Regions from separate parts of the Mus musculus genome. Here region 1 is linked to region 2. The links are chromatin loops, found by intact Hi-C in ENCODE. Cell type or tissue: gastrocnemius. All regions are shown on one strand. Links, peaks and the distances in the headings refer to the core of each region. The heading gives the core; the rest is flanking DNA.

The links. Peaks named below come from ENCODE experiments on the same cell type or tissue, not always from the same donor. Only the 100,000 strongest peaks of a DNase experiment are listed, where the experiment ranks them.
Region 1: it touches region 2 in a loop (2.5-fold over the local background); 2 of 42 quality-filtered maps call a loop at or near these places.

The regions. Positions count from the first base shown.
Region 1 is chr7:55,659,930-55,676,039 of GRCm38, forward strand. No RefSeq gene overlaps it. Among named protein-coding and RNA genes, the nearest start is that of Gm26482, 34 kb to the right of the region's middle. In gastrocnemius, for the core only: no CTCF peak of the experiment used is centred there; a DNase peak (open chromatin) is centred at 10,414.
Region 2 is chr7:55,716,177-55,732,286 of GRCm38, forward strand. No RefSeq gene overlaps it. Among named protein-coding and RNA genes, the nearest start is that of Gm26482, 22 kb to the left of the region's middle. In gastrocnemius, for the core only: no CTCF peak of the experiment used is centred there; no DNase peak of the experiment used is centred there.

The DNA of each region.
Region 1 (16,110 bases), core at 5,462-13,461, 56 kb before region 2:
TTTAAAAATAGGGTTATTTGATATTCTGGAGTCCTACTTCTTGAGTTCTTTATATATATTAGATATTAGCCCCTTATCAGATTTAGGATTGGTAAAGATCTTTTCCCAATCTGTTGGCTGCCTTTTGGTCTTATTGACAGTGTCCTTTGCCTGGGGGGGTGGGGAAGGAGGCCTGGTCACAATGGTTGGGGCATAGACCTGAGAAGACTGGGAAGTGTGATATGGATACATGATGTGAATTCCTAAATAACCAATAAATAATAAAATGTTGGAAAATGAACTGATATATATCTTGTTTTATCTATCTCCACTGAAATTGCTGTAGGTAAAGTGATATTTTAAATAGTATAGCATTAATAAAAGCAAAGTTCAAGAAGATCAGTTAACTAAACAAGAAAGTATAGCGACAAAATTTCATATTCACATCTTTTATATTCAAATTACCTGATAATATTTCATGGTGAACTATAGATTGGACATTTTTCACAAATGTTTTCTAATCCCAAGTCTTTCCTATTATGATCTTCCTTGAGACATTCCCCATTCATACCTCTTCGTATGACTCACTCTACTATCAACATTATTAGTATTCACTCTTAAATTTTTATTCTCTTTTCTTAAAATATGCTCTGTTACCCTGATCATTTTGAATTAGATATGATCTATTTAGCATGGGAGATGATAGTGTTTTGTCTGTATTTCACGGCTAGCTTCTTCCTGTTTTGTATGTATACTTTTTGTAAACATTACTTTTCATTTCTTCCTCTAGACAATAGCTCATAAGTGGGCTGTATAGATTCTCCTCCAAATGACTGTCAACCTTCTACATGTCATCTACATCTTCACTCATCTACATTGGTCCTTCTCTATTGAGTTCATTATCCAATATAAAAATTTAGCATTTACTATCAAAGATGTTACAAATTTGTTCAAGTTATAGAACATAAGTACAACGAAATATAAACCTCACTAAGACATCATCATCATCATCATCATCATAATAATAATAATAATAATAATAATAATATACAGCATTCTGTATGCCCTACTATTTTTTTCCATTTTTATTAGGTATTTAGCTCATTTACATTTCCAATGCTATACCAAAAGTCCCCCATATCCACCCACCCCCACTCCCCTGCCCACCCACTCCACATTTTTGGCCCTGGTGTTCCCCTGTACGGGGGCATATAAAGTTTGCAAGTCCAATAGGCCTCTCTTTCCAGTGATGGCCGACTAGGCCATCTTTTGATATATATGCAACTAGAGTCAAGAGCTCCGGGGTACTGGTTAGTTCATAATGTTGTTCCACCTATAGGGTTGCAGATCCCTTTAGCTCCTTGGCTACTTTCTCTAGCTCCTCCATTTGGAGCCCTATGATCCATCCATTAGCTGACTGTGAGCATCCACTTCTGTGTTTGCTAGGGCCCGGCATAGTCTCACAAGAGACAGCTACATCTGGGTCCTTTCGATAAAATCTTGCTAGTGTATGCAATGGTGTCAGCGTTTGGATGCTGATTATGGGGTGGATCCCTGGATATGGCAGTCTCTACATGGTCCATCCTTTCATCTCAGCTCCAAACGTTGTCTCTGTAACTCCTTCCATGGGTGTTTTGTTGCCGAATCTAAGGAGGGGCATAGTGTCCACACTTCAGTCTTCATTCTTCTTGAGTTTCATGTGTTTAGCAAATTATATCTTATATCTTGGGTATCCTAGGTTTGGGGCTAATATCCACTTATCAGTGAGTACATATTGTGTGAGTTTCTTTGTGATTGGGTTACCTCACTCAGGATGATGCCCTCCAGGTCCATCCATTTGGCTAGGAATTTCATAAATTCATTCTTTTTAATAGCTGAGTAGTACTCCATTGTGTAGATGTACCACATTTTCTGTATCCATTCCTCTGTTGAGGGGCATCTGGGTTCTTTCCAGCTTCTGGCTATTATAAATAAGGCTGCTATGAACATAGTGGAGCATGTGTCCTTCTTACCAGTTGGGGCATCTTCTGGATATATGCCCAGGAGAGGTATTGCTGGATCCTCCGGTAGTACTATGTCCAATTTTCTGAGGAACCGCCAGACTGATTTCCAGAGTGGTTGTACAAGCCTGCAATCCCACCAACAATGGAGGAGTGTTCCTCTTTCTCCACATCCACGCCAGCATCTGCTGTCACCTGAATTTTTGATCTTAGCCATTCTGACTGGAGTGAAGTGGAATCTCAGGGTTGTTTTGATTTGCATTTCCCTGATGATTAAGGATGTTGAACATTTTTTCAGGTGCTTCTCTGCCATTCTGTATTCCTGAGGTGAGAATTCTTTGTTCAGTTCTGAGCCCCATTTTTTAATGGGGTTATTTGATTTTCTGAAGTCCACCTTCTTGAGTTCTTTATATATGTTGGATATTGGTCCCCTATCTGATTTGGGATAGGTAAAGATCCTTTCCCAATCTGTTGGTGGTCTTTTTGTCTTATTAACGGTGTCTTTTGCCTTGCAGAAACTTTGGAGTTTCATTAGATCCCATTTGTCAATTCTTGATCTTACAACACAAGCCATTGCTGTTCTGTTCAGGAATTTTTCCCCTGTGCCCATATCTTCAAGGCTTTTCCCCACTTTCTCCTGTATAAGTTTCAGTGTCTCTGGTTTTATGTGAAGTTCCTTGATCCACTTAGATTTGACCTTATTACAAGGAGATAAGTATGGATCGATTCGCATTCTTCTACACGATAACAACCAGTTGTGCCAGCACCAATTGTTGAAAATGCTGTCTTTCTTCCACTGGATGGTTTTAGCTCCCTTGTCGAAGATCAAGTGACCATAGGTGTGTGGGTTCATTTCTGGGTCTTCAATTCTATTCCATTGGTCTACTTGTCTGTCTCTATACCAGTACCATGCAGTTTTTATCACAATTGCTCTGTAGTAAAGCTTTAGGTCTGGCATGGTGATTCCACCAGAAGTTCTTTTATCCTTGAGAAGACTTTTTGCCATCCTAGGTTTTTTGTTATTCCAGACAAATTTGAAAATTGCTCCTTCCAATTCGTTGAAGAATTGAGTTGGAATTTTGATGGGGATTGCATTGAATCTGTAGATTGCTTTTGGCAAGATAGCCATTTTTACAATGTTGATCCTGCCAATCCATGAGCATGGGAGATCTTTCCATCTTCTGAGATCTTCCTTAATTTCTTTCTTCAGAGATTTGAATTTTTATCATACAGATCTTTCACTTCCTTAGTTAGAGTCACGCCGAGATATTTTATATTATTTGTGACTATTGAGAAGGGTGTTGTTTCCCTAATTTCTTTCTCAGCCTGTTTTTTCTTTGTATAGAGAAAGGCCATTAACTTGTTTGAGTTTATTTTATATCCAGCTACTTCACCGAAGCTGTTTATCAGGTTTAGGAGTTCTCTGGTAGAATTTTTAGGGTCACTTATATATACTATCATATCATCTGCAAAAAGTGATATTTTGACTTCTTCTTTTCCAATTTGTATCCACTTGATCTCCTTTTGTTGTCGAATTGCTCTGGCTAATACTTCAAGTACTATGTTGAAAAGGTAGGGAGAAAGTGGGCAGCCTTGTCTAGTCCCTGATTTTAGTGGGATTGCTTCCAGCTTCTCTCCATTTACTTTGATGTTGGCTACTGGTTTGCTGTAGATTGCTTTTATCATGTTTAGGTATGGGCCTTGAATTCCTGATCTTTCCAAAACTTTTATCATGAATGGGTGTGGATCTTGTCAAATGCTTTTTCTGCATCTAACGAGATGATCATGTGGTTTTTGTCTTTGAGTTTGTTTATATAATGGATTACATTGATGGATTTTCGTATATTAAACCATCCCTGCATCCCTGGAATAAAACCTACTTGGTCAGGATGGATGATTGTTTTAACGTGTTCTTGGATTCGGTTAGCGAGAATTTTATTGAGGATTTTTGCATCGATATTCATAAGAGAAATTGGTCTGAAGTTCTCTATCTTTGTTGGGTCTTTCTGTGGTCTAGGTATCAGAGTAATAGTGGCTTCATAGAATGAGTTGGGTAGAGTTCCCTCTACTTCTATTTTGTGGAATAGTTTGTGCAGAACTGGAATTAGATCTTCTTTGAAGGTCTGACATAACTCTGCACTAAACCCATCTGGTCCTGGGCTTTTTCTGGTTGGGAGACTATTAATAACTGCTTCTATTTCTTTAGGTGATATGGGACTGTTTAGATGATCAACTTGATCCTGATTCAACTTCGGTACCTGGTTTCTGTCCAGAAATTTGTTCATTTCGTCTAGGTTTTCCAGTTTTGTTGAGTATAGCCTTTTGTAGAAGGATCTGATGGTGTTTTGGATTTCTTCAGGATCTGTTGTTATGTCTCCCTTTTCATTTCTGATTTTGTTAATTAGGATTTTGTCCCTGTGCCCTTTAGTGAGTCTAGCTAAGGGTTTATCTATCTTGTTGATTTTTTCAAAGAACCAACTCCTCGTTTGGTTAATTCTTTGAATAGTTCTTCTTGTTTCCACTTGGTTGATTTCACCCCTGAGTTTGCTTATTTCCTGCCGTCTACTCCTCTTGGGTGAATTTGCTTCCTTTTTTTCTAGGGCTTTTAGATGTGTTGTCAAGCTGCTAGTATGTGCTGTCTCCCGTTTCTTCTTGGAGGCACTCAGAGCTATGAGTTTCCCTCTTAGAAATGCTTTCATTGTGTCCCATAGGTTTGGGTACGTTGTGGCTTCATTTTCATTAAACTCTAAAAAGTCTTTAATTTCTTTCTTTATTCCTTCCTTGACCAAGGTATCATTGAGAAGAGTGTTATTCAGTTTCCACGTGAATGTTGGCTTTCCATTATTTATGTTGTTATTGAAGATCAGTCTTAGGCCATGGTGGTCTGATAGGATACATGGGAAAATTTCAATATTTTTGTATCTATTGAGGCCTGTTTTGTGACCAATTATATAGTCAATTTTGGAGAAGGTTCCGTGAGGTGCTGAGAAGAAGGTATATCCTTTTGTTTTAGGATAAAATGTTCTGTAGATATCTGTCAGGTCCATTTGTTTCATAACTTCTGTTAGTTTCACTGTGTCCCTGTTTAGTTTCTGTGTCCACGATCTGTCCATTGATGAAAGTGGTGTGTTGAAGTCTCCCACTATTATTGTGTGAGGTGCAATGTGTGCTTTGAGCTTTACTAAAGTGTCTTTAATGAATGTGGCTGCCCTTGCATTTGGAGCGTAGATATTCAGAATTGAGAGTTCCTCTTGGAGGATTTTACCTTTGATGAGTGTGAAGTGCCCCTCCTTGTCTTTTTTGATAACTTTGGGTTGGAAGTCGATTTTATCCGATATTAATATGGCTACTCCAGCTTGTTTCTTCAGACCATTTGCTTAGAAAATTGTTTTCCAGCCTTTCACTCTGAGGTAGTGTCTGTCTTTTTCCCTGAGATGGGTTTCCTGTAAGCAGCAGAATGTTGGGTCCTGTTTGTGTAGCCAGTCTGTTAGTCTATGTCTTTTTATTGGGGAATTGAGTCCATTGATATTAAGAGATATTAAGGAAAAGTAATTATTGCTTCCTTTTATTTTTTTGTTACAGTTGGCATTCTGTTCTTGTGGCTGTCTTCTTTTTGGTTTTTTGAATGATTACTTTCTTGGTTGTTCTAGGGCGTGATTTCCGTCCTTGTATTGCTTCTTTTCTGTTATTATCCTTTGAAGGGCTGGATTCGTGGAAAGATATTGTGTGAATTTGTTTTTGTCATGGAATACTTTGGTTTCTCCATCTATGGTAATTGAGATTTTGGCCGGGTAAAGTAGCCTGGGCTGGCATTTGTGATCTCTTAGTGTCTGTATAACATCTGTCCAGGCTCTTCTGGCTTTCACAGTCTCTGGTGAAAAGTCTGGTGTAATTCTGATAGGCCTTCCTTTATATGTTACTTGACCTTTCTCCCTTACTGCTTTTAATATTCTATCTTTATTTAGTGCATTTGTTGTTCTGATTATTATGTGTCGGGAGGAATTTCTTTTCTGGTCCAGTCTATTTGGAGTTCTGTAGGCTTCTTGTATGATCATGGGCATTTCTTTCTTTATGTTTGGGACGTTTTCTTCTATTATTTTGTTGAAGATATTAGCTGGCCCTTTAAGTTGAAAATCTTCGTTCTCATCAATTCCTATTATCCGTAGGTTTGGTCTTCTCATTGTGTCCTGGATTTCCTGGATGTTTTGAGTTAGGATCCTTTTGCATTTTGTATTTTCTTTGACTGTTGTGTCGATGTTCTCTATGGAATCTTCTGCACCTGAGATTCTCTCTTCCATTTCTTGTATTCTGTTGCTGATGCTCGCATCTATGGTTCCAGATCTCTTTCCTAGGGTTTCTATCTCCAGCGTTGCCTCGCTTTGGGTTTTCTTTATTGTGTCTACTTCCCCTTTTAGTTCTAGTATGGTTTTGTTCATTTCCATCACCTGTTTGGATGTGTTTTCCTGTTTTTCTTTAATGATTTCTACCTGTTTGGTTGTGTTTTCCTGCTTTTCTTTAAGGGCCTGTAACTCTTTAGCAGTGCTCTCCTGTAATTCTTTAAGTGACTTATGAAAGTCCTTCTTGATGTCCTCTATCATCATCATGAGAAACGTTTTTAAATCTGTGTCTAGATTTTCGGTTGTGTTGGGGTGCCCAGGACTAGGTGGGGTGGGAGTGCTGCGTTCTGATGATGGTGAGTAGTCTTGATTTCTGTTAGTAGGATTCTTACATTTGCCTTTCGCCATCTGGTAATCTCTGAAGCTAGCTGTTTTAGTTGTCACTGTTAAGAGCTTGTTCTTCAGGTGACTCTGTTAGCCTCTATAAGCAGACCTGGGAGGGTAGCTCTCTCCTTAGTTTCAGTGGGCAGAGTATTCTCTGCAGGCAAGCTCTCTTCTTGCAGGGCAGGTATCCAGATATCTGGTGCTCGAACCCGACTCCTGGCAGAAGTTGTGTTCCACTCACTAGAGGTCTTAGGATCTCGTGTGGAATCCTGTGTGGGCCCTTGCGGGTGTCAGGCGACTCCGCTGGCAAGGTAGCCCGGGGCTCGAGTGGAGTGGAAGGGGTTTGTGCCCCAGATCAAGCCCGGGTAGCCTGCTTCCCTATGTACCACAGTCTCAGGTTCCGCGCGATTGGATTGGGGCAGGCGCTGTGCTCCACTCACCAGAGGTCTTAGGATCCCGTGGGGAGTCCTGTGTGGGCCCTTGCAGGTGTTGGGCGAGACTCTGCTGGCAAGGTAGCCAGGGGCTCGAGTCGAGCGGAAGGGACTTGTGCCCCAGATCAGGCCTGGGTAGCCTGCTTCCCTATTGTACCTCAGTCTCAGGTTCCGCGCGATTGGATTGGAGCAGGCGCTGTGTTCCACTCACCAGAGGTCTTAGGATCCCGTGGGGAGTCCTGTGTGGGCCCTTGCGGGTGTTGGGCGAGACTCTGCTGGCAAGGAAGCCCGGGGCTCGAGTGGAGCGGTAGGGGCTTGTGCCCCAGATCAGGCCCGGGTAGCCTGCTTCCCTATGTACCACAGTCTCAGGTTCCGCGCGATTGGATTGGAGCAGGCGCTGTGTTCCACTCACCAGAGGTCTTAGGATCCCATGGGGAGTCCCGTGTGGGCCCTTGCGGGTGTTGGGCAAGACTCTGCTGGCAAGGTAGCCTGTATGCCCTACTATTTAGTGGACCTTTAAATGTCATGATTCACCAATCATCTCTTCATTGTATCTATTTTCATGTATTACATTTTTTTTCTTTCTTTTTTTTTTAATTAGGTATTTTCCTCGTTTACATTTTCAATGCTATCCCAAAAGTCCGCCATACCCACCCCCCAACCTCCTACCCACCCACTCCCCCTTTTTGGCCTGGGGGTTCCCCTGTACTGGAGCATATACAGTTTGCAAATCCAATGGGCCTCTCTTTGCAGTGATGGCCAACTAGGCCATCTTTTGATATATATGCAGCTAGAGTCAAGAGCTCCGGGGTATTGGTTAGTTCATAATGTTGTTCCACCTAACGGGTTGCAGTTCCCTTTAGCTCCTTGGGTAATTTCTCTAGCTCCTCCATTGGGGGCCGTGTGACCCATCCAATAGCTGACTGTGATCATCCACTTCTGTGTTTGCTAGGCCCCGGCATAGTCTCACAAGAGACAGCTATATCTGGGTCCTTTCAGCAAAATCTTGCTAGTGTATGCAATGGTGCCTTCGTTTGGGAGCTGATTATGGGATGGATCCCTGCATATGGCAATCACTAGATGGTCCATCCTTTCGTCACAGCTCCAAACTTTGTCTCTGTAACTCCTTCAATGGGTGTTTTGTTCCCATTTCTAAGAAGGGGCAAAGTGTCCACACTTTGGTCTTCGTTCTTCTTGAATTTCATGCGTTTAGCAAATTGTATCTTATATCTTGGGTATCCTAAGTTTCTGGGCTAATATCCACATATCAGTGAGTACATATTGTGCGAGTTCCTTTGTGTTTGGGTTACCTCACTCAGGATGATGCCCTCCAGGTCCATCCGTTTGCCTAGGAATTTCATAAATTCATTTTTTTTAAATAGCTGAGTAGTATTCTATTGTGTAAATGTACCACATTTTCTGTATCCATTCCTCTGTTGAGGGGCATCTAGGTTCTTTCCAGCTTCTGGCTATTATAAATAAGGCTGCTATGAACATAGTGGAGCATGTGTCCTTCTTACCGGTTGGGACATCTTCTGGATATATGCCCAGCAGAGGTATTGCGGGATCTTCCGGAAGTACTATGTCCAATTTTCTGAGGAACCGCCAGACTGATTTCCAGAGTGGTTGTACAAGCTTGCAATCCCACCAACAATGGAGGAGTGTTCCTCTTTCTCCACATCCTGCCAGCATCTGCTGTCACCTGAGTTTTTTATCTTAGCCATTCTGACTGGAGTGAAGTGGAATCTCAGGGTTAATTTGATTTGCATTTCCCTGATGATTAAGGATGTTGAACATTTTTTAGGTGCTTCTCAGCCATTCAGTATTCCTCAGGTGAGAATTCTTTGTTCAGCTCTGAGCCCCATTTTTTAATGGGGTTATTTGATTTTCTGGAGTCCACCTTCTTGAGTACTTTATATATATTGGATATTAGTCCCCTATCCGATTTGGGATAGGTAAAGATCCTTTCCCAATCTGTTGGTGGCCTTTTTGTCTTATTGACGGTGTCTTTTGCCTTGCAGAAGCTTTGCAATTTTATGAGGTCCCATTTATCGATTCTCGATCTTACAGCACAAGCCATTGCTGTTCTATTCAGGAATTTTTCCCCTGTACTTCAAGGCTTTTCCCTACTTTCTCCTCTATAAGTTTCAGTGTCTCTGGTTTTATGTGTAGTTCCTTAATCCACTTAGATTTGACCTTAGTACAAGGAGATAGGAATGGATCAATTCGCATTTTTCTACATGATAACAACCAGTTGTGCCAGCACCATTTGTTGAAAATGCTGTCTTTTTTGTCTGTCACTATACCAATACCATGCAGTTTTTATCACAATTGCTCTGTAGTACTGCTTTAGGTCCGGCATTTTCATGTATTACATTTTCTAAGGAGGTGTCTTAGTTAGGATTTTATTGCCGTGAAGAGACATCATAGCCATGGAAACTCTAATAAAAGTAAACATTTGATTGGGGTTGGCTTACTGTTTCAGAGGTTTAGTATATTATCATCATGGTGATAAGCATGATGGTGTACAGGTAGACATCATGCTGGAGAAGGAGCTTAGGAGCTGAGAGTTCTGCGTTGTGATCCACAGGCAGCAGAAAGAAACTGCCACACTGGGAAAATCTTTAGCATAAGGGAACTCAAAGCCTGCCTGCACAGTGACATACTTCCTCTAACAAGGCCACTTCCTAATAGTTCCACACCCTATGGGCCAATGGGAGCCATTTTCTTGCAAACCACCACAGGGGAGTATGAACAACTATGTACATATGAACTGAGAACATCTATGTACACCGACAGGACACTGAGGTTAAACCAAAACAGCCATCCCACTAAGAAAAGTTTAATGAAGCAGTGGATATTTTGAGATTAAATTCAAGAGTTTCCTTAGCTTTCTGAGTTTTGTTTACTTCGTGAGCTTTATAAGCCTTGCTCCTCTCTTCTAAAGAGAATGTTTCACTTTATAGAAATTAGCTAACTAATACCATTATAACATAAAACAAACTATGCGTTATTCATGATCACATTTAGTAAATGCTAGAATCACAAAATTCAAGTCTTCTAAAGTGAGATCTTTTGTTGAGTTTCTTTTTTTGTTGAATTGTTGAGTTTTCTTTTTAAATTTTAGTATGTTTTCCTCCCCTCATTAATTTATTAATTAACTTTAAATACTGGTTGCTGGCGCCCATCCAGGTGCTCCTCTCCCACAGTCCATCCCCTTCCCCTCTGAGTGAGTGGAGCCCCTCTGCTTCATATCCTCCCAACCTGGCACAGGTCTCTGCAGGGCTAAGTGCACTCTCTCCCACTGAGGTCAGACAAGGCAGCCCTGCCAAGGAAATGGGTTTCACAGACAGGCAACAGCTTTAGGGACAGCCTGTTCCAGTTGCTGGAGTGGGTCTGCTACATATGTGCAGTGGTCCCATGTGCAGTTCAGCCCATGTATCCTCCTTGGTTAGTGGTTCAGTCTCTGAGAGCCCCCAAGAGTCAAGGTTAGTTGACTCTGCAAAGTCACTTAGAATCAAGATCAGTAAACTTTATTATTATAATAAAAGCAGCCCTAATATCTCAAGACTTGGTCTTACCTCCACTGATGCTCTTTCCTCTCAGGTACCTTCAATAGAGAACAAGAACACTGGCACTAGCCTCCTCCCCAGCATGTGATGTCACTTCAGTTTTTGATCTTAGCCATTCTGATGGTTGTAAGATGAAATCTCAGAGTCATTTTGATTTGCATTTTCTGATAACTAAGGACTTTGAACATTTCTTTAAGTGCTTCTTGGCCATTGGAGATTCCTCTGTTGAGAAATCTCTGTTTAGCTCTGTACCCAATTTTTTAATTTGGTTATTTGGGGTTTTGCCGTATAGCTTCTTGAGTTCTTTACATATTTTGGATATTAGCCCTCTGTCAGATATAGAATTAGTGAACATCTTTTCCCAATCTGTAGGCTGCCACTTTGTCCTATTGACAGTGTCCTTTGCCTTACAGAATTTTTTCAGTTTCATGAGGTCCCATTTATCAACTGTTGGTCTTAGAGCCTGAGCCATTTGTATTCTGTTGACTCCTGTACCAATAGATCCAAGGGCATTTCACACTTTCTCATCTATTAGCTTTAGTATACATAATTGAGGTCTTTGATCCACTTGGCCTTGAGTTTTGTACATGTTGATAAATATGGAACTATTTGTATTCGTCTACATACAGACATACAATTGTACCAGCACCATTTGTTGAAGATGCTTTCTTTTTTCTTTATATGGTTTTTGGCTTCTTTGTCAAAAATCAAGTGACCATAGATATGTGGGTTAATTTCTAGGCTTCAGTTCAATTCTACTGATCACCCTGTCTGTTTCTATACCAACACTATGCAGTTTTTATTACTATTGTTGGACCGTGCAATTTAAAATCAGGGCTGGTGCAGGGCATGGTGGCGCACGCCTTTAATCCCAGCACTCAGGAGGCAGAGGCAGGCAGGCGGATTTCTGAGTTCGAGGCCAGCCTTGTCTACAAAGTGAGTTCCAGGACAGCCAGAGCTATACAGAGAAATCCTGTCTCAAAAAAAAAAAAAATCAGGGATGGTGATACCTCCAGAAGTTCTTTTATTGTTCAGGATTGTTTTAGCTATCCTGTGTTCTTTGGGTTTTCCATATATAGGTGAAAATTACTCTTCCAAGGTCTGTAAAAAAAAATGTGTTGTAATTTTGATGGGAATTACATTGAATCTGTAGATTGCTTTTGGTAAGATGGCCATTTTCATTGTGTTACTCCTACCAGTCCATGAGCATGTGATCTCTCACATATTCAGATGTATTCTTCAATTTCTTTCTTCAGAGACTTGTAGTTCTTGTCATACAGGTCTTTCACTTGCTTAATTAGAGTTACTACAGGGCATTTTATATTAGTTGTGGCTATTGTGAAGGGTGTTGTTACCACTTACCAGAATTTGTATCTTCTTATTTATTTCCTTTCATTGTTATATGCCAGAGTTCTTTTTTAACTCTTTAACATCAAGACATTGGTTCTCACACTAACTACATGCATAACTTCCAACACAACTCCCTGTTCCCTATTCTTCACCGTCTAGTCTATTTTACACATGGGTAAGGCATTCTCTCATTGGATTCTGGTGAATTCATTCCCCTTTTCAAAATTGTTTGCCCAATGCCTTAACAATTTTCAGAGTCCAGGGACTGTTAGGTGCTCTAGTTAGCCTTCATTCTCAAGATGACTGGATTTAAAAGCACTATGAAAACATACTTAAAAGTATGGCAATATGACAATGTCCAGAAATACCTAGCTGAGGAATGAAGATTCAACATGAATGTGAAAGGTATCATTACATGGGCTGAATACCCAGACTGAGTAAAATAAGAAGCTAAGCTGAACTCTATCATTCATCACTCTGATTTCTGAGTGTGTATGCAATGTGGTCAGCCATGTTTTCACATTCATGATATGCTATGACTTCAAACTGTCATTCCAAATAAAGCCTTCCCCCTCTAAGGTTTTTTTGTTTTATTTGTGTTTGGTTTTGCTTTTGTTTTTGTTTTTAAGTTTAGTTTGGTTTGGTTTGGTTTTGGTTTTTAGGTTTGGGTTTGGGTTTTTTGAAACAGGGTTTCTCTATGTAGCCATGGTTGTCCTGGAATTCTTTTTGTAGACTGGGGGCGAGAGGGGGAGGACTCAACTTCAGAGATCCACCTGCCTCTGCCTCCCGAGTACAGGAAAGGCATACTTCCTGGCTCTTTAAGTTATTTTTTTATCAGATAGCTAATCAAACCAACAAGTAACTATTGTGTTAGCAGTAATAAATCCCTAGAAATTCTTAGTTTTAAGCTGGAATTTTGCAGTATCATGGTCATAGAATTGCATGAATAAACAATAAAGTGTTAACCCTACAATCAGATCTCCACATGCTACAATTATCATAGATTTTATTATCTACCCCAGTTCTCAAGATCCACTAGGACACACCCAACATTTACTACGAGTCTCACCTGTACTCTCCTAAAAGATCTATTATTTTCTCTATATTTGTACATGTTTTCATATAGACATCTATTGACATAAAAGAAATAATATAAGTGACTTAAAATCAAGTTAATGTTTACTATAGGGTGGAGAAAGGAAACTATACATGCTTATTGTCTCTGCTATCACATATACTATAATAGATTCCAAGGAAAATGGCACTGTTTCGGGATTTATTAACATTAGCAAACCTGAATCTATAAAGCATTACTTCCTGGAAGTCACCTTGTAAGACACACAACTCATTAATATAGCAATTAAAGGTGCTTCTGGACTTGAGTGCTTATTATTGGGTAGGGCTACCCTCCAAACAGCACTGTGGAAGCATCACCTTCTACATCAACAGGGAAGATGGAATTAATAATGCAAGCCTGGGCTATCATCTAAAGGGGAATGTGGAAAGATTATTATCACTTATATTTTAAAAAATAAATGAGATAAGGGACAAATCTATGGGGTAAATTGTCCAAATTACAAAAATCATGATCATTGAAATACAGGTCTTCTAGAACTAGAATTTCATCCTAATGACTACTATATTACAAATCTGTAGAAAATTTGTCCTCTCTTTTCTGTATAGGCATAATGATGATTTTCTCATTTTAAGAATGCATTAGAAATGCACTTTGCACAATTGCTCTGTTTTGCTGTCTACTACAGTATAAAAAGAATTTGAAAAATGACTTTCCAATTGCAGCCATTGCTATTTTGCTGATTTGCAGAATTTAAGATGTGGATAAATTACTTATGGGACTCATATTAGACATATATTATTTAGGAGATTTATAGTAGAAGCCAATCCAAGCCAGCTGATTCACATTGGGGAAATATCTTTAGAGGAAAATGTTCATGTAAGCCTAAGAAAGAAATTTATCTCAAGGTGAATTTTTTTCAGGTAAAAGATAACTAAAATGTTGAGATGTTTCTCACTAGTCTCTGTGTCTCTCAAAATTCAGCACTGGCTACTACTCTTCATCAGTTTCAAACTGGACACATTTTCTTTGTATTTTTCTTTCTGGAAATCAGGGAAATGCCATGTCCTATGGCTTTCCTTCTTTACATATGATAAATGCAATCTTTATTTATAATAATCCTCATCTGGGTCTTATTCATGATTTGGGGTATCTGGGTGGAGCTATGTGTTTGTTCCAACATCTATCATGTTTCATACTTGATCCAGTCAACTCTGCATGGGGAAGTCATGCAGAGAGAATGAGCTATAGAAGAAAATAATTAAAAATGAGGAGTTGCAGAAATATACATGAAGAAAATTGGTTACTTAATGGGTATGGGTCTGATATAGGCGATAACATTTCTTTTTTTTTTTTTGCGATAACATTTCAATTTCATGAATATTTGGTATTCCAGAAGTGGGTCACTCTGTGCTTTAGTGGATATTACAAATATTTCTATGTAATTAATGAATAAAATTAATCCAATGCTTTAATATTTTATAATTATCTACAAATCATATCCATTAAGCATTAATAATTAAGAGTCTGGGTTGCATGATGTCTGGTATATACTGTCATTGTCTTCAAGAAATGAAGAGTTGAATTGTTATGTGTGTTATTATAAAATTATTTTGGCTGAGAAAATCCTTTCCTGGAATTCTACTCTGTCTAGGATCCATTAGAACTGGCTTAACTGATGTTAGGAAGGCTCGTGGGCTGCAGCAGTCAGTCACCACAGGAGGCCTTTAAAGTCCTATTGAAACACGACTAAAGGCAGAAGGATTTTGTGCATTCCAAATCTCAATTTCATATTTGGCTTTATAATTTCATTTGCTAAGTCTCTGCCACAATTATATGATACAACCAGCACTGGAAACACTTTGGTATCTCTCGTTTATTCTTTTTAATTTTAACTGATGGAAATATAGGCATACCTGTAATGGTTGGTTTCCCATTGCCAAAAGATTAATATGAACTTCTAAAGGTGGTGAAAATAATAATAATAATAATAATCACCATCATAAAATCCTCCTCAAATTGTCCCAAATATTTTCTGTTTTACAGTAATAACACATATTGCTTTATACAAGTGATAAGTGACAGAAATTCTTCTATATTTATGAATACACTGGTTTTCTATTTCAAATAATATTTCATTTTCTTTTCCTTGATAAAAGAATTTCCATGTATAATCTCACATTTGTACATCTCTCATGTGAATGCATTTCCTAATATGGATATACATTCATTACTATATAATCTTGTATTTAAGCTATGACTTTCATAATAAGTTAAATTACTATCATCTAACTACCCTTAGATAAAACCAGCCCCAGCATCCATTATAGCACTCAGAAAATAATGGGAAGTCAAGAACATGCTGTGTGTGTCCCATTTAGAACTGAGCATTCTCGGTCTCTTATTATTTGCACATTATCCAATGTGGGTCTCTGCATTAATAGCTATCATCTACAAAAAGAAGCTTAAGACTCAGGCATCACTGTGGAAAAGGGGACAGGAAGCTTGCAAGATCCAGAAGGAGGAGATATCTGTAGTGGAAAGAAAGTATTTAACAGGCATAGCACAACTCTACACATGAATGAACAGCAGCTAGTGTTACATGTACAGAAACTTCACAAGATCAAGCTACATGAAGTCCCAACATTTATGGTGGTATAGTTGGAGAACACTTCACAACATTTCCACACCATTTTGGAGCTATTGGAAAGCAGTGGCTCCAAGGAAAAAGGGTCTGTTTTCTTCAGAGATGCAAGCCCTGAGAGCTTACCCATGCTCCAGTAGTTAGCCCCACATTCAAGTACATATTGGCAGCACTAAATTTGTCAGAGACTTAAGTAAGGAAGAACAGAGTGAGGGAAGGGAGGAAGAGAGAAAGGGGGAGGGAGGGTGGAGAAGAGAAAGAACAAAGTTGAGAGGAAACATGGAAGAGGCGGTAGGAGAATTGATATACTTGAGGTGGAATTTGATTCAAACACATTA
Region 2 (16,110 bases), core at 5,381-13,380:
ATGACTCTAGCCAAGCAAGTGAAAGATCTGTACAACAAGAAATTCAAGTCTCTGAAGAAAGAAATTGAAGAAGACGTCAGAAGATGGAAAGATCTCCCATGCTCCTAGATTGGCAGGATTAATATAGTAAAAATGGTCATCCTGCCAAAAGCAATCTACAGATTCAATGCAATCCTCACCAATACTCCTACTCAATTCTTCCTAGAGTGAGAAAGGGCAAGTTACAAATTCATTTGAAATAACAAAAGCCCAGGATATCGAAAACTGTTCTCAACAATAAAAGAAGTTCTCAGGGAGTCACCATCCCTGACCTCAAGCTGGATTACAGAGCAATAGTGATAAGAACTGAATGTTATAACTTTATATGCCTCGGTACAGGGGAATGCCAGGGCCAAGAAGTGGGGTGGGTGGATAGGGGAATAGGGGGGAGATTGGTATGGGGACTTTTGGGATAGCATTTGAAATGTAAATGAAGAAAATACCTAATTAAAAAAATAACAACAACAAAAAAGAACTGAATGTTATTAGTACAGTGACAGGCAGAAATATCAATGGAATAGAATTGAAGACCCAGAAATGATCTTTGACAAAGGAACTAAAACCATCCAGTGGGAAAAAGACAGCAGTTTCAACAAATGGTGCTGGCACAACTGTTCGTCACCTTGTAGAAGAATGAAAATTGGTCCGTTCTTATCTCCCTGTACAAAGCTCAAGTCCAAGTGGATCAAAGACTTCCACATAAACCCACGTACTCTGAATCTAATAGAAGAGAAAGTGGGGAAAAACCTCGAACACATGGGCACAGGGGAAATTTTCCTGAACAGAACACCAATGACTTATGCTCTAAGATCAAGAATCGACAAATGGAGCCGGGCGTGGTGGTGCACGCCTTTAATCCCAGCACTTGGGAGGCAGAGGCAGGCGGATTTCTGAGTTCGAGGCCAGCCTGTTCTACAGAGTGAGTTCCAGGTCAGCCAGGGCTACACAGAGAAACCCTGTCTCGAAAAAAAAAAATCGACAAATGGTACCTCATAAAATTTCAAAGCTTCTGTAAGGCAAAAGACACTCTCAATAGGAAAAAAAACACAAACAACAGATTGGGAAAAGATTTTTACCAACCCTACATCTGATAGAGGGTTAGTATCTAATATATACAAAGAACTCAAGAAGTTGGACCCCAGAGAACCAAATAACCCTATTAAAAATTCGGAACAGAGATAAACAAAGAATTCTCAACTGAGGAAACTTGAATGGTAGAGAAGCACCTAAAGAAATGTTCCACATCCTTAGTCATCAGGGAAATGGATTTTTTTTTAAGATTCACTTATTTTTATTTTCTGCATGAGTGTTTGCCTCCATGTATGTACATATACCACATGTGTACCTGGTGCCCAAGTAAGCAGAAGAGAGTGTCAGCTCCCCTAAGACTGAAGTTTTGAGCTGCCACATAAACCCTGGTAATTGAAATCAGGTCTTCTGGAAGAAAGAGCATCCTGTGTTCTTAATTGCTGAATGGCTCCAGCTCCTGAAATGGATTTCTTTTTTTAATATTTTTATTATGTGTTTTCCTCATTTACATTTCCAACGCTATCCCAAAAGTCCACCATACCCTCCCCCCCCACTCCCCTACCCACCCACTCCCACTTTTTGGCCCTGGCGTTCCCCTGTACTGGGGCATATAAAATATGCAAATCCAATGGGCCTCTCCTGAAAGGGATTTCTTGTAGTCCAGGCTGGCCTCAGCTCACTGTGTACTAAGCACTGGCCGCAAACCTCTGTTCCTCCTGCCCCTACTTCCCACGTGCTGAGATCATAGGTTCATATACTTTTATTCGTCTCCAAAGTACCTCATCTTGAAAATATTGCTTCAATTGAACTTCTGAAACAAACCGCTAAGGTGTTAGACATGAGTTATTCAAAAGATTATTATTTTCCTAATGAAAATTAATTTACGGAACCATTTAAAAGAACTAAGAGCAGATGCATTTGGGGGAGGGGAAGTTGGATAGCAGAGAGGCAGGAAGGGAAGATTTCACTTTCACTAACTTTGCATTTATATCCTTTGGACTTTATGCCATATGCATTTAATGCCTATTCAAAACTCTCTAAAAAAAATTTAAAGCTCCATAGAATGTTCATATTATGGTGTTCCTATGCTATGTGCAGTCAGAGAGAACGAATGTTTTCTTTTCCAGGATTATGCATTTTAGAAACTTGTTCCCCATTCATCGTTTTTTAATAGTATTTTAAAACATTCCACAGGTTATGAATTGGGGCTGGAGAGATGTATCAGTGGTTAAGAGTGCTGACTGTTCCTCCAGCGTCCTGACTTCAGTTCAGTCCCTGCAACCACACGGTGGCTCACGGCCATCTGTAATGGGATCTGATGTCCTTTTCTGGTGTGTCTGAAGATGGTGACCGTGTACTCACATACGTAAAATAAATACATCTTTTTTATAAAATACAGTTCATAATGTCTCTTCTGTATTTTAAATAGAATTAAAACGGTTTTTAAAAAAAAGACACTGAACTCATTAAATTGCATTTGTCCTAAGTTGTTCAGTTTATCCATCAGCTTTTGCTTTTAAAAATTTTTTGTGGTCCCACAAAGTTCCTTAAGTTTCTTCCCTGCTTTCTGTTTCCTCAGGGGTTGGCATCCTGTGTGAACACTTTAATGGGACCCTTTGGCAAGTATGTAAACACTTCTAATTGTGCTGGCTATATGGTTGTCTCATGAAAATAATGGGAACACTTTCTGGAGATGTTTTTAAAACTCAAGTTTAAAGAAATGTATAGCATTTCCGCGATGTAGCTGAGTGGCAGAATGCTTGCACAGGGCTCTGGGATTGGTTTCCAGTTCCAGAGGGGGCGAAATAATTTATCAGAATGCCATAAACTGTTCTTACACAGTCTATTGAAGGACTGGGAACATGCAAAAAGGAACCTGGGAATCTGGAACCTAAGCAGGGTCATTAAGATGTCCTGCTACATTTGTTCTGTCCCTTGTGCTATGTGAGAGAAGGTGAGAGTGTTCCGAATGGCAGGTGAAGTGGACCAGGAAGAGATGAGTGGCTTGTGCTTGTTCATCGTGGTTCTGTAGGGGAGGATGCATGTATGGTGGAAGCTAAATGTTAGTACAAAAGAATCAGAACTCCAAAATGTTAAAAATGCATGCATTTGAAAATGTTAGAATATCCTAAGAAGAGTTCAGGGTAAGGTAGACAACCGGCAGCAGCTCAGGCTCATCAGTGCATCACCCTTGCACCCAGAGAGGCATCAGTCCTGCGCTCTCCATTGGTATATAGGTAGTAGAATATGCTCTATACAGGAGAGTACAAGTTGGCTTCTATTCCAGCCTTTGCTCTGAACAATGGCATAGAGACTGACATAGAGACTGACATTATTTATAATGCTTTTGGCTTTAGTTTAGGCTTTCTCCCCAACTAGCCCTTGACTTATATTATTCCATTTATACTAATCTAAGTCTGCCAAGTGACTGGTTACCTCTCCTCAATTTCATAGTCCAACTTTTTTCCTTGTCTCGGTTGTAAATCTCCCATGCCTCTCTCTTTTCCAGAGTCCCACTCTCTGTCCAGAGCTTCCACCTTACTGTTCTGCCTTTTGCTATAGGTCATAGGCTTTTTATATTCACCAATCAAAAGGTGCCTTAGGCAGGCAAGAAAGGACAGAGATACATCTTCACACTGTGTTCAAAAACATCACTTCAACACAGGTACACTTTTACTTGTATTTTAAAACTATAGTCTGTTTTCTTCTTCTATGATAATCCCTGGGGTTCAAACTCAGGTCACCAGGCTTGGCAGCAGGCATTTTAACAGCTAGGCCCTGTCACCAGCCCCTGGAAATACACTATTTCTTCAAAAGCAACCTGCAACTCTAGGGCCCGGGTGATAGTTAACAAGTTTGATAATGCTACTGAAGCACCATGTAGTCCTGATGTGCATTCTGATTCATTAAAGGAAAATTAGCTCTTAATTGGTGCATATAATTTTTATATTCAGGACTATAAAACTTACTGGCGAGCCAGAAAGTCAACTGTGCAGAATCTTTCTTTATTGATTGATTTCTTCCTTTCTTTCTTCTGATATTTGTTTGTATGAAGAATGACTGGAGGGCAAAGAAGAAAACAATAGCTCTGTGGGTGATGGCATGTAATTATTACTGATAATTCACTAGTATATTTTTAGTTTTTGGTGGAGGAGTTTTCCAGCTTGATTAACAAACAACAGTAAAGGCTTATCAAATAACAGAGTCATCCCTCCAACTATTTATCAACTTTTGACCTGCTTTGCGCATCACCTTTAGGCACATTATAAAATTTTAATACAAATGAGTAATGTGTAATTCTAAATGTTTGTAGCATTAACTTTTGCTATTCATCTACACTCATAAAATAGTCAATAAAGCCTTGCTTTCTACTCTTTGAGCCTACCACTTGCAAATGTTAGCACTTGTGCTCAGAACTAGTGCACAGCTTCAACCCCAGTACTTGAGAGACAGAGGCAAACTCTGTGAGTTTGAGGCCAGACTGTTCTACACAGTGAGTTCCAAGAAAGCTAGTGCTACATAGAGAGACCCTATCTCAAAAAGCAAAAACAAACAAAAAAGAATGCTTACTGCAGAACCTCCATCAGACAGCTCACAACCTCTGTAACTCCAGATTTATGGAATACAGTGCCCTCTCCTGGTCTTTGTGGAAAACCACAGTCACATGCACACACACACACACACACACACACACACACACACACACACACACACACACCTGTGCATGTACATACACACCCACACAAATTCATTTGAACCTGTATATGTCAATAGGGTGTTTATTCTTTCCAGGCTCAAGACAAAATAGTAGAGTTAATTATACTATTGAAATAATCTAAAATGTTAAATCCAGATGTTTCTTGAATTGGAAATATTTATGTAACACTGTCAATTCTAAGCACAGAAGAGACTACTTCAAGCAGATATCCTTATGTGCTAAATCATTTCTCAGGCTGCTCCATGGAGAAATTCAGCTAAAGGCTGGCAAAAGTAGAGGTGATAAGCCTAGATATGGGATAGCAGTGGACTGGACAATCTATTGATGGGGTTTAGGGGAGACAGATATGTCTGGAATTGGTTAAGTTACAGGGAGAGTGTTTGGAAATAGTTTAAGGAAAAAAAGAATCCAGATGCTCTTAGGCTTTCTCCCTGAGTAGTTAAAAAGGGTGATGAAAGAGAAGGAGGGACTGGAGTTGGAAAGCAGGGATTAGGAAGTCTGTCTTAGGGGGCTGAGGAAGTAGCTAAATGGCTAAGAGCACTGACCACTCTTGCAGAGGACCCAGGTTCAATTCCCAGCATCAATATTAGGACCTCACAACTATCTGTAACTCCAGATCTGTGAAATCTGAGTCTCTCCTGACTCTTAAAGACACCAGGCATGTATGTGGTGCACATGCATGCATTTAGGACAATACTCAGACACATTAAATAATTGTTAATTATTTTTTAGTTAGGATAATTTTTAATTATAAAAAGCCCCTGAAGTGTCAGGAAAATACTCTAAAGTACAGTAAAAAATGAGCAGATGTTCATTACACACCTAAATGACCTGCAGTGGTTTCTTCTTGAGAACAAGGGCTCCAGAACTTTCCATATAATTTTATACTATGCCCCTGCTTTTAGAAGGACTTACTGAGAAGAGGACATTGAGGCATGGGAATACAGGGGACAGAATGAGGTCAGACTTCAGGGAGGCACATGGGCTTAAAAAATAAAAAGAATTCTGTTTAGGGACCAGAGATGGTTGCATCGGTAAAAGCACTTGCTGCTAAACCTGACAACTTGAGTTAAATCCCCAGGACCCAACCCCCATGGTGGAAAAAGATTGTTCTAACTCCAACAGGTGGTTCTCTGATCACTATATCCACAAAATACCAAGTATGTGCCTATGTATGAATACATGTATGTATTATATACATATGTATGTAGATATATACATAATAAAAATAAAGATTTCTGTATTAAACATATAAGTATAATATGCCTTTCAGACACACAAGCTCAAATGATACTAGAAGTGAGCTTGGAGGAGGTAGGGGGTGGAAAGTGCAAGACTTGACATCAACACACAGAGTTAAACAGAGAAACAGATGGCAAAGTGGCCCTGAAGACTAAGTCCAGGGAGAGCCTAATGTTTTGTAAGGTATTAAGGTTATGTAGGATGGGGAAACTAGTGTGGCAACAATGCCTAAGACAGCAGTTTTCACAGTGGGTGAATGAATGGTCGAGTAACTCATTATGGGCTACACTAGATCCACATTGAGCAATGTTAGTTAGCATGTGGTTTCTTGCCTGTCCTGGTGACAAGGAAAGACACTGGCTATGCACATAGTGAAAAGTTGTTCTGTATCCCTAGTCTGTGGGTGGCTGTGGGAAATAATGTGCTTTCTCTGGTGGTGATGGGGTATAAGAGCCTTCCTGAGATGAGGCAGGCATGTGCTAGGTGTTTTTCCGGGTCCAGGTTCATTTCACTGAATCTTGGCATAGTCCACTCATCAAAGTCCACACACTGCCACTGTCCTCCATCTTAGAATCCCACATTCCCATTTATCTTCAAACACTGTGTGACTGTGCTGTCATTTAGTTAGTTAGTCCCTCCCTGTGTTGGGTGAGATTTTGTTTGGTTTGGCGTTTGTTGCGAAGTGCTGTAATTCACACCCTTTGATCACGTCACGGTCTTGTAAGAGTGCATTCAGCGGACTCCAAGAAGTGGAATTACCAGACCTAAGCTCGTGTACTTTACAGTTTAGTTAAAGGAGCTATAACCTCCAGACCTCACCAAAATTCTGGGCTGAGGTTTTGTTTTGTTTTGTTTTGTTTTGTTTTGTTTTGTTTTGTTTTAGCTTAAAGAGCACAATTGATTTCAGAAACGCCTGAAATGGACTTCTTGTGTCAGTTTAAGGGGAGACATAGTTTGTCACCTACATGGTGAGGGTCGCATTGTAGGGGTTCCATTGGTTCATTTACTCCAATTTCTTCAATGTCTCTTTTCTCTCTCCATGTTCAGTTGATGCCCTTTGTCCGTGCCCCATGGTAAAGAATAAAGAAATAGAAAGTAAATATATAAACACATTATTGCAAAGACAAGTGTCTGCCCAAAAGCTTGAAAAGGTGAGTTTGCTGGCATGATCCTGTCGTCTCAGCTCCCATACTGCAGACTGGCTAGTTCTTATCCCCAACCCTTTTGCTGACTAGAGAGATCTGGGTTATGAGCTGAGCTGAGAGTAGTGAGTGGAGACTGTACATGGTGTCTTTCCCATAAGGAAAGTCCCACTTCAGTGGGATAAACGATGAGGTTTATCACAGATGAATACTGTTTGGAAAGAATAGGAAGTACAAATATGTAATGAGAAAAATTTAGTATGTAGCTGTCAGTAATTGGGCATTCGAGCTACTGGTGTCTCCATCACTCCTTCCTAATCCATCAGAAGTCTGTGTGGCCATTTTCAGAACTAAGAGACACCTAGATAGTGCTAGATACACTTGTCTTGTGCCCACACTCCTGGTCTTGACCCCTCGGAACTCATCATCTGGCAAGTTTACAACCATCTCATCAATATTACCCCCTTCGTGTCAGCGATGACTTTTATGTATTAATTGTATACTGTAAATGAGTCTTATTGTGGCATATATTTTGAGAGAAAGTCCTTTTAGAAAGAAAGAAAGAGAAAAGAAAGAAAGAAAGAAAGAAAGAAAGAAAGAAAGAAAGAAAGAAAGAAGGAAAGAAAGAAAACTTAGAGAATAGAAAGAAGAAAAAGAAAAGCTATATTTTTCTGAGTAATTCAGAAATGAGACATATTTTATGTAGCCACATAACTACACAGCTAGATGGACAATTGTTTCCTGCCCATTCTCATTGCATCAATCAGGATCTCCACGTGGTTTTGATTGGCAATTCTCTGACAACTGAGGACAATGAATATTTTTCACGTATTCATTGGCCATTTGTACTTCTTTTGAGAGCTATCAGTGCATTTGCCCCTAGATTGTTAGTTCTTTCGGTGTTCAATAGTTTTGGCTCTGTATTTCCTGCACTTTCTGTCTACAAAGATGTTGGGTGACCAGCTTGCAGTGTCTCCCATTCTGCACATAGCCTCTTTGCTCTAATAACTCTCACCTTTGCTGTGCAGAGCCTTTCAACCTCATGCAACTGCATTTGTGAATTCTTGCTATTATTTCCAGACCTGTTAGAGCCTCCATCAGAAAGTCATTGCCTATTATTTGTGTTTTCTTTATGTTTTCCTCTAGTAGTCTCAAAGTTGCTGGTCTTACATTCAGGCTTTTGACCCATTTTCACTTGATTTTTGCCAGGCTCAGGGCTAGGGATCCAATTTCAGTCTTTGATTTATGAGTATCAAAAATCAGCACCATTTATTAAAGGGCCTGTCTTTTCCCCAAGGTATTATTTCTAGCATCTTTATTAAGATCTGTGGCTATGTGAGTTTAATTCTGCATTTTTCCTGGTATACGCCATTTTCTTCCCTACACAGGGAGGATATAGTAGCAAATGGTTTGCTGCACAGACACTGTATCTAGTATTTACTATTTGTCTCACATATTCTTATTTCACTTTACAGGAGTACTCACAGTCTTCTCTCACAAAAAAAAAAAAAAAAAAAAAAAACTTTAATGAAGTGATGCTTCCAAAACTATCAGTGCAAAAAACATGAACGGGGCTTGAGAATAATGCTAAACCTGGAAAACACTTGTGCCTTGCCATAGAAGATACAGTAAGACTTTGTTTCAGGTATGGTTCATATTTTGCAATTTTCAAATGTGTCTTCAGTGTTATTCATTCTTTATGGGTGCACTCAAAATAATTATAATATATATATACATACATATATATTGTTTTATATATATACATAGTTATATAGAGTAATAAAGTTTTAGGGTATCCATGTCAGACCAAAACGGATATTAATCTCATAGGTAAGGGAACAGTTTGGTATATTTTGATTTTAAAAAAGAAAGTAGGTGTCATTATCAGAGGTATGGCATTCTTGTATGCTTCCATTTCAATTCCCTGTATAGCAGCTGCCAATTAAAGCAGTCTTAAGTTTACTACTATGGTTTTCATTGGCATCCTTCATTTACTGTGTTACTTTCCTTACATATGTTGCACTCTGAAAACATTTATGTATAGCCTATCTTCTTGCAGAAATATAAGCTACATGATGACAATGACCTAGTGGATTTTAGCTCATCATTTAGTAGGTAGGACAATAGTTTAGTGTGTGGGGATGGGTACACGTGCGCACACATACACACACACGCACACACACACACACGCATGACAGCTCACTATGCTTTCTTTCAAAATGACAGCTCACTATGTAGCCCAGAAGAGCCTTGAACTTGCCCTGCAATGTAACAGAGTGGGCACTCCTGCTCGTTAGCTAGTTAGTTAGTTAGTTAGTTAGTTAGTTAGTTAGCCTATACTTAAAATATTTACAGAGCTGACATTGTAGTTCAATGTTAGAGCAATTACCTAGTATGCACAAGGCCCTGAATTCAATCTTTAGCACAATAAAATGGACAAAAAGATGTAACTCTGTTTTAGAAATATTGTGGGTCCAGGTGATGGTGGTGTACGTCTTTAATCTCAGCACTCAGGAGGCAGATGAAGGTGGACTTCTGTGAGTTCGAGGCCAACCTAATCTGTAAAGTGAGTTCCAGAATAGCAAAGGCTACACAAAGAAACCTTGTCTCTAAATAAATAAATAAATAAATAAATAAATAAATAAAGAGTGTGTCAGCAAATCTCTTTAAGTTTGAAAATACTATCTCAGGAAACAGAGGCAGGTGGATCTTTGAGAAACAGAGGCAGGTGGATCTTTGAGTTCAAGACCAGCCTGCTCTACATAATTCCAAGCCAGCTAGGGATACACAGTTCCACCTTGTCTCAAAACCAAAGAAACAAGAAACTCAACAACAACAACAACAAAACAAATAACAAAGCATAAAGAAACAAAAGAAAAACCACACATGCAAACCCAAACACACACTTGTGTGAGGAAATATTCCTCATGCTGGTGATCGCAGATGTTTCCTCTCCCTCTCTTTTCCTTTCCTTCTTCCTGTTCCTCTCTTCTCCTCCTTCCCCCTCTTCTTTCTCCCTTCCTCCCTGTTTTCATTTCTTTCTCTTTCCCTTTCCTTCCCTTCCCTTCCCTTCTCCTTCCTAAAAGGGGGGGGGGATGATTGAGAGGAGATTGAGAGAGAGAGATTGAGAGAGAGAAAGATTAAGAAAAAGAGATTGAGAGAGAGAGAAAGAAAGAGAAATTGAGAAGGCAGAGAGAAATTGTAGCCTTCTCTGAGCCTGAAAGGAAGCCCTGTAAATGCTAAGAAAGCACTGTAGTACTAAAATGTATTTCGTGTTGGGGCAGGTCAGGAATGTGAACAGACATGCCTGTCTGCTTTGTGGTGATGTTGCAATAGGACTTGCTGTGGCACTACTAAGACACAGCAGAGATACAAACACTTGTGCCCACCTTGCAATATGGTAAGAAACATGGCAGCATAAAAACAGATGTCCCTGCTCTGCCAGTCATTCTCAGACATAGTAGGCATGCAGATAAGTGATCAAATACCACCGCATGGCATTGTGGTGCCTGCTCAGCAAAATGGCAGCACTTAGACATGGTAGTCCAGAAACAGGCATGCCTAGGCCACTACATGGTGGCTCTGGGACATGTAGGAGTGCACACAGGCATTCCCAAGCAACCATGTAGTTGCCTAGACCCATCTGTTCACACATCAGCCATTGCATTGGGTCTAGGCCACCAGGTGGTGGGGCTAGGAGATGGTTGGCATGTGAAAAGGCATGCTTAGACCACCATGTGGCAGCTCTGGGGCAGAGCATGCATATGAAAAGGAGAGCCAAGGCCACCAAGTGGTGGTGATGGGACATGAGTGGCTGTGATGGTTTGTATACGCTTGGCCCAGGGAGTGACACTATTAGGAGGTGTGGCCTTGTTGGAGTAGGTGTGGTGTTACTGTGGGCATGGGTTTTAAGACCCTCGACATAGCTTCCTGGAAGCTAGTCTTCTCCTAGCAGTCTTCAGATGAAGATGTAGAACTCCCAGCTCCTCCTGCACTGTACCCACCTGGATGTTGCCATGCTCCCCCCTTGATGATAATGGACTGAACCTCTGAACCTGTAAGCCATCCTCAATTCAAATTTGTCCTTATAAGAGTTGCCTTGGTCATGGTGTCTCTTCACAACAGTAAAACCTTAACTAAGACAGTGGCATAAGAAGAAAAGAACTCAGCAGATTACTTTGCAGCATTGGAACAAGGCAGATGTCACTATATAGTGGCCCTGAGACATGGCAGACCTACAAACAAGCATGCCTAGGCTATTATGTGGTAGAACTGAGACACAGTAAGTATGTGAAGAGTCATGCCCAGACTTTCATGTGTCAGTGCTGGTGAACAGGAAGCATGCAATCAGGCATGGCAGTGCTGCTGTGTGGTGGTGATAGAACATGATAAGCAAGCATCTAGGCAAGCCCACCCAGCCACATAAAAAGGTTTGTGTGTGGACAGGTGCGCCCAGTCCATCACATGGTGATATTGGGACATAGCAAGTATGCAAGCTGGCATTCCAAGGCTACCAAAAGGCAGCCCTGGGACACAGCAAGTCTGTAAACAGGTGTGCCCAAGCTGCCAAATGACAGTGCTTGAACACAGCAGACTTGCAAACAAATGTGCCCAGGATACCACATAGTGTTGTGATGTGACAGATATGTAAGAAACACTTCAAGGCCACCATGTGGCAGCACTGGGATATGGCATATGTGTAAATAGGTGTGAACAGGCTGCCATGCAGTGGCCCTGGAACATGGCAGCCATGTGAACAGAGAACCCAGTCCACCATATGGTATTCACTGGGACACAGTAGATTTGTAGATAGGAATACCCAGGCCACCATGTAGCAGCCCTGGACATACCAGGTATGCAAACAGGTTATTCCCAAGCTGCTGTGGGGTGACACTGGGACATGCAGGCATGTGAACTGGGATACACTTCATGTATAAATAGTTGGGCCCTTGTGTGACGGTTCGAGTAGGTATGAATGCTTGCCCATAGGGAGTGACACTCTTTGGAGATGTGGCCTAGGTAGAGTTCCTGTGCCTTTGTTGGAGGAAGTGTACCTCTGTAGGGAGGACTCTGAGGGCATATATGCTCAATCTATGCCCAATGTGGCTCACAGTCTCCTTAGCTGCCTGCTGATCAAGATGGAGAACTCTCAGCTCTTTCTCCAGCACCAGGTCTGCCTGCATGCCATGTTTCCTGCCATGACAATAACAGACTAAACCTCTGAAACTGTAAGCCAACCCTAATTAAATGTTGTCCTTTATAAGAGTTGCTGCGGAGAGGCGGCGCTCTTATGGAGGAGCTACAGAAATTACCCAAGGAGCTAAAGGGAACTGCAACCCTATAGGTGGAACAACAATATGAACTAACCAGTACCCGGGAGCTCTTGTCTTTAGCTGCATATGTATCAAAAGATGGCCTAGTCGGTCATCACTGCAAAGAGAGGCCCATTGGACTTGCAAACTTTATATGCCCCAGTACAGGGGAACACCAGGGCCAAAAAGGGGCAGTGGGTGGGTAGGAGATTGGGGGGGTGAGTATGGGGGACCTTTGGGATAGCATTGAAAATGTAAACGAGGAAAATACCTAATTAAAAAAAATGAAAAAAAAAAAAGAGTTGCTGCAGTCATGCTGTCTCTTTACAGCAACAGAAACCCTAACTAGGACATCTTGCCACCAAGTGACAGTGCTCATGAAAGGCAGGCATGCAGGGAGGCATGCCCAGGCTACCAGTTGGTGTCCCTGGGACACAGCAGGTGTACAATCAGGCAAATCCAGGTCACCACATGGTGGTACTTGTACCCAGCAGGTGTGTGAACCTGAAATTTGCAGGTTTCTAGTTGAGATGATTTCACCTATAGCAACTAAGATTTGCTGTCTATGTGGGTGGTGGGTGGTGGTCATATCTCAAGAGAACAGAGCAGACACTGCAGTTTTCAAAAGAGAGGAAGGGGTGGCAGGTCCACAAAGCAGAAGTCAGCAGTTCAATGTTAGCTGGGTGGTCTTGGATCTGAGATGGAGCCACTTTATGGTTTCAGATGCTGGTACCAGCTGGTATCTCTCAGGGAAATTTGGTGATCATAATTAATGGTAAAGCTTGCTGGGTTTTTTTTTTGTTGTTGTTGTTGTTTTGTTTTCTTCTTCAGTCCTTCCTTTTTTCAAAAATTTTAATTTCCTATAAAGGCTCCAACTTTGGGGTTCTGAGTCATCAGGAGTCAGATGTGTCACCCTGCTGTGTTACATAAGGAATGGGCTCAGAGGTCAGTATCATTTGTAGCCTTATAGCTTCTTTCCAAGAGATAATGAACTGAACTACACAACGGAGGATGCAGGGTTTTATTTTGTTGTTTTGCTTTGTTTTGTTTTTTGGGGTTTTTTTTTTTCATTTTTTATTAGATATTTTCTTCATTTACATTTCAAATGCTATCCCGAAAGCCCCCTATACCCTCCTCCCGCCCTGCTCCTCCTTCCTGGCCCTGGCATTCCTCTGTACTGGGGCATATGATCGTCCCAAGACCAAGGGCCTCTGCTCCCATTGATGGCCGACTTGGCCATCCTCTGCTGCATAGGGATGCAGGGTTTTAAAAAAAAAAAAAAAAAACAGACTCAAATTGATCAGTGGAAAGGCCCTGCTAAAGGTATCTGTCAAGTTTCCAATCTCAGTAGATATTCCAGGAATCCAAGGTTTTTAGGGCCTTTTTTTTTCTTTCTGGCTGTTGTCTTTTAGCTGTTTAACCACATCTCTATTACTGAATTATTATCATAATAAGAGCATTCTTTTTTGACTTTTGTTCTTCTCTCATACCTTATATCCCAATCACAGTTTCCCCTCCCTCCAATCCTTCCAGCCCCTCCCCAACCACATCTCTCCCCCAGATCAACTCTTCCTCTCCCTTCAAAAAAAGAGGGGCAGGGAGCAGGCCTCCCAGGCATATCCACTGAATATGGCCTAACAAGATACAATAAGGCAGCACAAACCCTGATATTACAGCTGGATGTTGCAACCCAGTAGGAGGAAAAGGGTCCCAAGAGCAGACAAAAAGAGTCAGAGACACCCCTACTCTCACTGTTGGGAGTCCAACAAGAATGCCAACCTGCACAACCATATGTATTATCAAAGGACCTAGCTCAAACCCATACAGAGTGTGTGTTTGTCTCAACAGTTTCTGTGAGCCTCTATGAGCCCAATAACAGCATTTTTAGTATAAGAATACACTGAGGCCCTTCTCTGCAGTTAATGGATTTAGGCCTCTTCTAGTCTAGAGAAGTATTTCAGCAAGGGATTCCACATGGTTCTTTATTGTTCCTAAGCTTTAGACATCTGTTCCTTGTCCTTTATAGCCTGATTAGACAGAAAATTGCAATGTATTTCTAAAGATAGTGTTCTTACAACATCCAGTCCTATATCAGCTGTAGTTTACATCCTCACTGCCAAAAGGATGAGAATAGGAGCTCTTTTAATCCTGACCGGGAGCCTCTACTGATAAAATGAGAGATTTATCACTTTAGCTGTATATAAACTAGAGTAGAGAGTCTCCCCATTGAGGAGTGAGGCACTGGTAGGCGCATGTTCCACTGAGTAAAAAGAGGCCTGTTTGTAGCCTTCTTACAACAAGAAATACTTGGTTCAGCTTTTCTTTGTCTGGGCATCAGGTTTATAGTTTGATTATATGGCTCTTGCTTTAACATTCCCATATGAATGTTCCCCTTGAGGTTTCTATAATAGAGTGGAGCCAGTATTCATAACATAATCTTTTCCAATTTGGATTCTCATAACCCCATTTCCCTTCAGTGGGAAGATACCATGTAGTTAGGCAGATAAAATATCCTGAGTTTGTTCTGATCTTAGTGATTCTAAAACCTTTTGAGTGGCCCTTAGTTTTGTCATAAGGGCAGTTCTCTTTCCAGTTATCCCAGGTATATCATCATATTTGTTTGCAGCAATTATAGGACCTTATTTCATTCCCAGGAGAACATTCATATCATCTAGAAGGAAAGGCTGTTATCTGGGAACATAACGAAGCACAAATCAGCAAGTTTCCCCAGGATACGTGTTATTCTTGAGTATAGCAGGGCTAGCATAAGCTTTTGTAGCAGGCTCCAATCCTAGAAAGCCATTGGCCCAGATGCCTTTCCCAAATCTGGTCACACAACAGGGATGTAGTGGGACTATAGACACGTTGGCTCACATGCCATTTCTGAGGCTGGTGTTGTCGGAGGCTATACAAGCATGTTGGCTCACATGGGAATTCTGAAGCTGTTCACATTGGAGGTTGTATGCCAAACTGAACTAGATCAAATGAAGCAGGGTTTGAATGGGCATGTTGTAGCATGTGGCATTTCCAATCCTGTTCACATAGAAATGGGTCATGGATATGTTAGTCCACATACCATTTCCAAGCCTAGTCATATCAGGGGCTGTATAGGCAGGGTGTCTTTTCTGAACCTGGTCACATTGGGGGATGCTGAGTCATAGCACAGGTGGCACTAGGACATAGCACAGGGGAAAACAGACATGCCTGTACCACCATGTGGCAATACTGGGACAGGGCAATTGTGTAAACAACCATAACAAGGCTGCCATGTACAGTGCTGAGACACAGCAAACATGAGAGTAGGCATGCCTATGTTACCACATTGTGCTGGGACAAGACATGTGTGAGCAAAAGCACAGCTAGGCCTCCAAGTTTTAGCACAGGGACACCCAGGTATGTGAACAAGCGTGCCCTGTGTGCTATATGGCAACCCTTAGACACACTAGCCATGCAAACAGGCATGCCAGTCCACTGCTTGGTGGCTGTGACACAGCAGACACGTGAACAGGTATGCTGATGTCACCAAATGGCAGCACTGGGACAAGACAGGCATGAAAACAGGAATGCCCTAGCTGTTGTGTGGCAGTGCTGGGACACAGCAAGTATGCTAAATGTGTGGAGCCAGACC